Regions from separate parts of the Homo sapiens genome. Here region 2 is linked to region 1. Evidence: chromatin loops called from intact Hi-C (ENCODE). Cell type or tissue: IMR-90. All regions are shown on one strand. Region 1 overlaps EVC (EvC ciliary complex subunit 1). Region 2 overlaps EVC2 (EvC ciliary complex subunit 2).

Region 1 (5,000 bases):
TAAATATTCTAAATTGAAGTATCTAAAATTTATTTTCTGTGGAGTAAGGAAGGGATCTAATTTTCTCTGGATAAATGGATAACTAATTGTCCCAACAGTGTTTATTAAATAATTTATTTTTTTTCTGGCTTTCCTCTAACGCCACTTTGTCTTGTATAATTAACATATACACACACATCTTGTCCCAGCTTCTGTACTTTGTTCTATTGGTGTGTTTATTTCCGCACCAATACCATGCTTACTAATGTAGCAATTAAATATCAATGCAGCGAGGGTAGGTCCTGCCTTATCCTCTTGTTCAAAGCTGCCTGAGCTATTCTTGGTTGCTTTTCCTTTCATATGACTTTTAGGATCAGCTGGTCAAGTTTAGGGGAAAAAAGACTCTTTGGAATTTTCTCATAATTGGGTTGATTTTACAGATCAATTTGGAGAGAATCGCCATCTTTGGAAAACTGAGTTTTCCACCCCAAAACATGCCATTTCTCTCATTTTTCTTCATGCCTTCAATGACATTCTATAAACGTCTCCCTTAAGCCCTTATACACATTGGTCAACTTATTTTTAGGTACCTTGTGGCTTTTATTCTGAAGATGATCTTTCTTTGTCACTGGGTGTTGCTGGTATGGAGGAAATCTACTGGTTTGGGATACTGATTTCGTATATGGTGACATTTCAGAGCAATCTTCATAGTTGTGACAGTTTGTAGATCCTTTTGGCTTTTCAATAGAGACATTCATATTATCCATAAATATGGTGCATAAAATTCGATGTAGGAGCGTCTGCTCATCCTAACTGACTGTGTTGTTCAGAACAGATCTTTTCACGGCCTGACTTACGGTCTGATCGGTCTGTTATTTTCTGTGAGGTGGGGTATTAAAGTCTTCCATCATGGTTTCAATTTGTTTGTCTTTCAAGTCTGTCCAATTTTGCTTCATGTGTTTTGTGGCTAAATTGTTGTATGTTCCTCTTACACTATGCAATGACTCTCTTTATCCCTAAAAAAAGTTTTCTGCCTAAAGTATAATTCATCAGATCTTAGTATCATGCACTCTCTTTTGGTGGATATTTGCCTGGGATATTGTTTTCCTTAACTTGACTTTCTAACTTTTGATGATCTAGCTGTGTCTCCTGTAATGCCACATAGCTAGATTAGGAAATGTGTTTTTTAGCAATCTGAATGGATCTGCTAGTATTTATTGTGACTAATGGGATGCTTGGACTTATTTCCCACCATCTAATCTTGTCTTTTCTAGATATTATGAAATGTGCATTCTTCCCAATGTTTTTCTCTTTTATTGGATTCATCATTTTTTAGGTGTCTAACCTGCATTTTGGAATACTTTTTTCTCTACCTTGGAAGTCACATATTCTGCTTAGTTATTTTACTCTGTCAATGCACTGCACAGGCCATCAGAGCTCCCCTAAGGCTGAACAGATTGGGTTATCACTTGATGCAGCAAGGGAGAATGTGTAGAGGGGTTAGAAAGGCCCAGGTGTGGGCTGGGGAGGGCTTAATGAAGCCAGGCTTGGCTCAGCCAGGGCGGGGTGTCTGGGCATTTCAGGGGTGGGGAGTTGGACAGTGTTCACGTTGGGTCTGTGTTCAGGTATGGTGGCAGGGTGGTCTCATTTTTGGCTCCATCTTTCATGTAACAGAGGGGCCTCATCATGTGGATGCTCGGTGGTTGGTTGTTCAATAGGAGAACACCCAGGCCCAGCTGTGAGTAACAAGCTGGCTCCTGGATGGGAGGGGCTATTCTTTTCTCTCCCAGGTGATTACTCTTCAGTTTTTAAGTTGTATATTTAATTTGTAAATATAAAGTTCATACTTCTGCCCTCCTCCAGACTAGAAGGAGAAATAAGATTCCAGTGTTCTCTCTGCCTTCCTGGATACTGCTCTTCATTATTTTGGTTCTGCGCTGTTTTCTAAACTCTTCATCTAAAGCGCTCCTTTCTAAACTCTTCAGTTCATTGTTTGAATCATCAATGTTCCTTTGCCCAATATTATTTCTTATTTCCCTCTCACTCCCTCTGTTCTCACTTACTGTTTTGAAAATTGTCTATTTTATTTCTTCAGAATTAGATACCTTCTACTCCTATAGGATTTTGTCATCCTATTCTCCATGTCTCTTCTTCTATATTTTCCATCTCTTTAGATCTCTGAGCTGTGTTCCAGGACCACCTTCTCACATTTATCTTCTAGTTCGCACATTGTTTCTTTAGCCACAATTTAATCTGCTATTCCATTAACTAATCCAATTAGATTTCTGTTTTCATTACTATAATTTTCTTTTTTTCTTTTTGAGATGGAGTCTTGCTCTGTTGCCCAGGCTAAGTGATCTCCTGTGAGATCTCGGCTCACTGCAAGCTTCACCTCCCGGGTTCAAGCGATTCTCCTGCCTCAGCCTCTGGAGTAGCTGGGATTACAGGCACCCGCCACCACGCCCAGTTAATGTTTTGTATTTTTAGTAGAGACAGGGTTTCACCATGTTGGACAGGCTGGTCTTGAACTCCTGACCTCAAGTGATCCATCTGCCTCGGCCTCCCAAAGTGCTGAGATTACAGGCATGAGCTACCACTCCCAGCCTCATTACTATAATTTTCATTCATAAAGTATATTTTTTCAGTGTCTTGTTTTGTTTCACAGTGTCTTGTTTTTAGGGCTATTAATCTCCTCTGTTTTTAAAAGAACACACATTACAAAGCCCATTCTAATGAGGTCCAAGGTCACACAGCTAATAAACAGTGGGGCAGGAACTGAAATCTGCATCTTTCTGTCTCCAAAGCTCCAATATTTTCTAAATCCACCATGCTCCTCCCTGACGATCTCACATCACCAGATGCACCTAAGTCAGCAAGACCATGCTACAACCAAGGACTCCATCCTTAAGGTGAGAGTCAGTCCCTTTTCCATGGCTTTGTAAAAGGCTGTACCTCTGGCATCCTGGAGATGGCGCACGCTGCATTTGGAATGCAGATTAAACACAGAGGCCTGGACAGAAGCACTTGCAGCCTAGACTTCAGTTCTGGTGGATGCTGTGATTCATAACACTTGCACTTAACTCTCACAAAACTACACTGTGCTATCTGGAACATTTCATTAACTCCCATCTCTGATTCCTCTTGTAAGGAGTTTACAATAATCTATTGGAGTGCTAGGGAAACCAGAATATTCTAGAAAATTCTGCACAGTCATCGTTGTCTTTTTTTTTTTTTTTGAGATGGAGTCTCACTCTGTCACCCAGGCTGGAGTGAGGTGCTATGATCTCAGCTCGCTGCAACCTCCGCTTCCCGAGTTCAAGGGATTCTCCTGCCTCAGTCTCCCAAGTAGCTGGGATTACTGGTGCATGTCACCATGCCCGACTCATTTTTGTATTTTTAGTAGAGATGGGGTTTCGCTATGTAGGCCAGGCTGGTCTCGAACTCTTGATCTCAGGTGATCTACCTGCCTTGGCCTCCCAAGGTGCTGGGATTACAGGCGTGATCCACCATGCTTGGCCAGTCTTGATTCTTTGAAAGGTGAGTCTGCATTGCCACTAAAGTATATAGGGGTCTTTGCTGCGTGTTTTGAGAATGCAGCTTAAACTAGCAACAGGATTCGATGATGATCGATAAGGTCAAGATCTCTGGACCAGATGGTGCCTGCAGCTGTTACATAAACCTCTTCAGCATTATCAAATGCAGGCTTGTAAATGCTTACATTCAGAAGAGGTGCTTCCTCGGGCTAGAGTGCTGGTCATTGCTACCAGGTCATTTTGTGGCCTCAAGTAAGTTTTACTCTTTGTTTCAAACTCTCATGTATTATGGGGAGAAAGGGAAAGATCTATTGATTGATGCCTAGCATGTGCTGAAAGTTTGTTAGTGTCCTCCTAGAAACAGGGAGGGTTTTTAGGTGGGGTGGACTCTACAATCAACTCCCGAGGCAAACACTGGAGTGCTGGGGGTGAGGGGGGCATTGCAGTTTTAAACAGCATGGTCAGAGTAGGCCTTGCTGTGAAGGTGACATGGAGCAAAGACCAGGAGCAGGACAGAGTAAGGCAGGAACGTGCCCAGAAAGCCAGAGGAGTGCAAGGAACCACTGGGGCTGGGGGCAGCATGCAGTTGCGGTCAGAGGGCAGCCAGGGCCTGACATGGTGGGCTTTGCAGAGTGTGGCGAGGACTCTGACTTTCATGCTGTGTGAAATGAGAAGCCATTGGGGGTTCTGCAGAGAAGCAACACGATGTGACTTAGTGTTCCCTATCAAATCTATTGTGCTGACGACTGTAAGATGCCCAATTATTTCCAGTATCACTAACAGAGAAAAGTCACTGCCAATTAAAGTGTATCTTGATTTCAGGGATGTTAAAATATTTTTAAATATGTATCCTAAAAATTAGTGGCATACAGGATGTCTTAAAACAGGGACGTCCAATCTTTTGACTTCCCCGGGCCACACTGGAAGAACTGACTTGGGCCACACACAGAATGCACTAACACGAATGACAGCTCAGGAGCTAAAACAAACGTGAAAAAATCTCATGATGTTTTAAGAAAGTTTATGAATTTGTGTTGGGCTGCATGCAGCCTGTGGGTTGGACAAGCGTGTCTTAAACGTATCACTCTGGGTGGGGGTTGAGAATGGAGGTAAAGCAGTTGGTCAGCTGTTGCAGTAACCCAGACAAGAGTGGTTTTGACCAGGGTGCTAAGAGGGGAGGTGCTGAATAGTGGTTACATTCAGGATTAGACGGAAGGCAAAATCAATGGGATTTCTTGTCCACCGATGTAGGGTGTGAAAGAAAGAGGAGTCGAGGATGACCCCAAGGTTTTTGCCCTAATTTAGTAGAAAAATGGAGGAAGGCTGTGGGTAAGGCAGGTTGGCAGGAAGAGCAACGGCTGTTTTTGACACACCCATTTCTCATGTCTATCAATCATCTAAATGGAGACTTCATGTAGATCTGAGTTCAGGAATGATCCTGAGCTGAGCATGTAAATTTGGAAGCTGTTGGCTCTCAGTCCAACGACC
Region 2 (5,000 bases), 150 kb after region 1:
TAAATTAATTTCATGTGGAAAGACCCTTATTCTAAATAAGGTCCTGAGGTTAGGATCTAGGCATATCTTTTTTGGGGGGTGGGAGTGTCACCATTCAGTCCACTGCAGCCTCCCTCACCGACACTGCCCTGTAATGCCCAGTCTATGACTGTGCTGCTCAACATCCCACATCCTTGAGCCGAGCCCTTAGGAAGAATGTATTGAATGCACTGTTCGGTGATTCAGCTCCTAAATGATCCCATTATCTCTCTTTTGATTCTTTCCTAAATCTGTTACAATTTTTTTTTTTTTGTTTTTTGAGATAGAGTCTCACTCTGTCACCCAGATCGCAGTGCAGTGGTGCAGTCTTGGCTCACTGCAACCTCCACCTCCTGGGCTCAAGTGATTCTCTTGCCTCAGCCTCCCGAGTAGCTGGGATTACAGGCGCTTGCCACCACGCCCGGCTAATTTTGATATTTTTAGTAGAGACAGGGTTTTGCCATGTTGGCCACACTGATCTCGAACTCCTGACCTCAGGTGATCCGCCCACCTTGGCCTCCCAAAGTGCTGGGATTACAGGCATGAGCCACCACGCATGGCCAATTTTTTTTTACCTTTAAACGTAATACATGCTCAATAAGGGAGGCTTCGACAGTACCTTAAGGCAGTGGTCAGCAAACAAGGACCCATGAGCCCAATCTTACCCAGCTTGTTTTTATGTGGCCTGCAAGTTGAGAATGTTTTTTTACATTTTTAAAGAGTTTTAAAAATCAAATACACAAACAAGAATACATAACAGAGACCTCAGGTGACAAACTCTAAAATATGGCCCCTTACAGAAAGGCTGTCTGATTTCAGAACCAAAGCTGAAAAAGAAAAAGCCCTGAAAAAAAAAAAAAAGAGAGAAGCCCATCCCACAACTCAGTGGCAGAGGATCATTCATTCTGCCCATTGTTGAGTTTCTATTGTATACCTAACCCTGGAGATACAGGGATGGCTCAGGCAGCCTTCACACCTGCCCTCAGTTGCCAGCATACATTTTAGCCTTTTGCTTTATCCATTTATTTTTATAAAGTAAGGATTATGCAGTTTGTATAGTTGTATATATGTCTTATTTTCACTTTACATCACAGTATACACATTTGCTGATTTTATTAAATACTCTTAAAAAATACGATGTGTAACAATAACAGCTCATCCTTCCTTAGCATGCATGGTGTGTCTGGCATTGTTCCAAGCACATCCCATTGACTCTCTTTAGCGTTCACAACAACTCAGTGAGGTAGGGACTGAGAGGATCTCACTTTGACAGGTGAGGAAACTGAGCTGGGGAAGGTTCACCTGCCCGAGGACAGTCAGCCTCATGTCCAGCAGCATGCCCCCAACCACTGCGCACACTGCCCCCTCCTGCAGTGGAGGTTACGTCCCCCTGCTGTGCGCCCCATGTGAACCCGTCCTGTGGGGCACCTAGAATGTTTCTAGTGGCTTTGCTATCAAAAGACTGCCTGGGGCAATGCTTTTTTATGCGGAGAGCATGAGGATAGGATGCTGGGTCGGTGCCCTACTCCCATCTGTCACGCAGTCCCTCTCCTCCTCAGGGCTTCCTGACCCTGCTCTCTCCAGGGCTTTTCTGCAGCCTGTCTCTCCCACCCACACCACCTTGCAAGCCAGCGTGTATTGGGCAGGCACCATCACTCCGGATGTCCTAGGTCACTCTGTTCAAAGACAAGCAGCCGCCTTATTTGAACCAATCTGTTTCCAGAAATAGTATCTGAGCTGCAGCATTTAATAGAACTAGTTTCCTTCCAGTCCATGCAAGTGATTCCATCTCACAAAACCACAGACTGCTTTATAATTATCCATCATGTGTTATAGTCATCTTTAAATAAAATACATAAAAATATTTTGGATGTATTATTCCACCAAGAATTAGTTTTAAAAAAGAAAAGCAAAAGGAGCAGTATCAGCTTTCCTGAGTAAAGTTTAGTACAGTACAGTCATCCCTCCCTTGATACCCAGGAAGCATTGGTTCCAGGACCCTCCCCACCATCCCACCCCCATGGATACCAAAATCCACAAATTCTCAAGTCTCTGTTATAAAATGGTGTCGTATTTGCACATAACCTACACAAATGCTCCTGTATACTTTAAATCACCTCTGTTACTTGTAATACCTAATACAATGTAAATGTTATGTAGTTATAAATAGTTTGTATAAATGCATAAAAAATAGTTTAGGGAATGTTGTTTAGGGAATAACAACAAGAAAAAAATAGTCTGTATGTGTTCAATACACACAGAAATTTTTGACCTGCAGGTGGTTATATTTATGGATGCAGAACCCACAGATACAGAGAGCTGACTGTAATTAATGTAGAGCTGAAATTTGTTCATACTATAATATTTAAATGCGTATATAATGCCTTATAGTTCTCAAAGCATTTCTCCATTGAGAAACCTTGGGGAGAGTATTGGGGGATATAGGCACAGAAGGCAGGTTGCTGGGGTTTATTTCCTCCCTCTTTTCCTCCAGTAGGCACGTTACCCAGTCACCCTGGGTCTCCTTTCCCCATCCTTAAGACAGGGATAATCATGATGCCTGAGGTCTTAGAGGGCTGTTGTGAGTATAAGTAAGTTAATTCTCGTATAGTACTTCAGCCATTGCTCGGCGCTGAGTCAACCTTGGACAAGGGTTTATTATGATTCATAACTGAATGTAATTTTTAAAGATGCCTGTGGTGTAGAACACAGAATGTGAACTCTTTCTACTTGAAGGTGGGCAAACCGAAGCCCGGAGGGGAAGTGACTGGCAATCCAGCTTCCTGCATCCAGTTCAGAGCTGGGTCCTTCCTCTGGGGTTCGTCTTCTATACCCAGGCTCTCCCCGCTGCTTTTCTGCCACTGAAAGAGGAGGCCCAGCAGATGTCTTGCCCTGGGCTGCCTGAGGCTTTCTAACCCCTGTGTGAGTCTTTGTCCTCAGCACAAGAATTCTGACATTTTCACCGTTTCTGATGGATTTGTTTTTATAAAACATTTTCACAATTTGCCTGTCTTTCTGAGTATGGGGAGTATGACAGCACAGTCGTCACTTTCGAGCGTGATTTCACTTTGTGATGCTGTAGAGTCAACATGCACAGCAGCTGCTGCAGCCAGCCTGATGCAGGCCTGTGCTTCTCACACTGGAACTTCTGTATCCTCCCTTAAGGTTTATGCCCCCTACTCCCTCCATGGGACACTCCCTCCAGGGGACACTTGCTTTTCTAGGTGTTGGAAGCCATAGGATGCATGTGCCTTATCTCCCTGAAGTCTTTTTCATTGAGAAGTTCAATAGTGGGTTGGGGGTGAGTAATCATTACTTTCACATTCCTTTATAATGCACATTTGTGGCCAGGTGTGGTAATCCCAACACTTTGGGATGCCGAGACAGGTGGATCACCTGAGGTCAGGTGTTTGAGACCAGCCTGGCCAACATGGTGAAATCCCGCCTCTACTAAAAATACAAAAATTAGCTGGGCATGGTGGTGGACACCTGTAATCCCAGCCGCTTGGGAGGCTGAGCCAGGAGAATCACTTGAACCCAGAGGGCGGAGTTTGCAGTGAACCAAGATAGCAGCACTTCACTCCAGCCTGGGCGAAAGAGTGAGACTCTGTCTCAAAAAAAAAAAAAAAAAAAAAAAAAGCACATTTGTTGACAGTATTTAAAATATAAACTTTTATTTAAGAAAACCCAGATTTCCAGCTAAAGGATGGGAAGACTGAGCTGTGTTGAGTCCGTATTCCTGCAGAGCCCTTTGGTGGACGGGGTGGAGGCTGCCCCTACAGGCAGGGCGTGCTCTTTGCACTTTGCCCCATTCCCCAGTAGTTCCTAGTGCCTGTCACACCAGGCAGCCTCACTCATTTGGAAACATGACCTCCCCTGTTTGGCAGGCCCAGGGGTGTGCCTCCCCTGCTTTAGGGCTTAGTTTTCTCATCTCTGCCATAGGAGGTTGAACTAGGTCAGGGGTGGAACTCACATCTGCAAGGCTCTGAACTCCCTTTTGAAGTGGGCATGGGAGTCCTGTCCACATGTATTTTAGAGAGTGTTTCACTATGGCACAAATACATCATTGCCTCATACTTTATTCTTCGGCAGAGATATGATTCTAAAAAAGGCCCAAATATTTTATTTTAGGATTTGTGTGTGTGTCTGCTTTTTATCTTGCCTGTGAGAAGCTAAATGGAAATTACCCCGTATTTCATTTCTATTAATTAAAATAAATTGAAGTTTGGGACTTGTCAAATTCTATACTGTCAAAAAAAGAAGGTCGCTTTGATGGATGAACCGACATAACTGGGCACCAGCTAGTCATTCGTAGCGGAATGCCCCTGCGGTGCCCAGACTCAGGGTCCTGACACCCTCCTGGTTGTTGGTGAATTGCATCCTTTGATTTAGATCAAGTCAGCTGTGAATACCATTTCTCTGTAATAGAGTGACTCATTATGTCGAATCTAATCCTTTGTTATAAAATCAGCTTTTTAAAAAGACTGAATTGTTATTTGGTGGGCAAGGCAAGCTATTAGTATGGGCAAGGGTCCTGACAGAGTTGCCAAGAGGATGCACATAAAAGCCTTTGACTTGTAGCCTCATGGCCCCTGCTGTCATCCACTAGGCTTTGCTGTGAGCACCTGCAAGGCAGGGGATGCCATGTGTTGGCCCTTGGACCTCTTTAGAAGGCTCTAAATAATGCTTGTCTTTCTGGCCCAGATTCTGAACAAATCAAACAATAAGTAAAAGGGACTGGAGAGACGGAGAAAGCTAGAGATCAGCATGTCACCTTTGAGAGCTTCTGTGAGTTATTGGAAGTGGAGGTGAGCAGGTCTGTGACTTGGGAAATTGGGGAGCAAGTGATGCTATTTACTGAAACCAGAGAATTCTGGTGGGTGATAGAGCATTCCAACCTTGTTTAGCCTGAAGGAGCTCTGGCCTTTGCCCTGTGCACCGGAGCCCCTTCTGCCTTCCTCGGGCTTCTACTCAGCCCAGCC

The links. A loop is a pair of places that touch in the nucleus more often than their neighbours do. Peaks named below come from ENCODE experiments on the same cell type or tissue, not always from the same donor. Only the 100,000 strongest peaks of a DNase experiment are listed, where the experiment ranks them.
Region 2: a loop joins it to region 1, with 4 times the contacts of the local background. A loop is called at or near these places in 4 of 110 quality-filtered maps.

The regions. Positions count from the first base shown.
Region 1 is chr4:5,788,396-5,793,395 of GRCh38, reverse strand. All of the region lies in intron 12 of EVC (EvC ciliary complex subunit 1), which reads right to left. Among named protein-coding and RNA genes, the nearest start is that of EVC, 80 kb to the right of the region's middle. In IMR-90, a CTCF peak has its summit at 2,950 (motif pointing right); a DNase peak (open chromatin) is centred at 2,985.
Region 2 is chr4:5,633,687-5,638,686 of GRCh38, reverse strand. The region is part of intron 10 of EVC2 (EvC ciliary complex subunit 2); the gene reads left to right. Among named protein-coding and RNA genes, the nearest start is that of EVC2, 72 kb to the left of the region's middle. In IMR-90, no CTCF peak of the experiment used is centred here; DNase peaks (open chromatin) are centred at 176 and 2,666.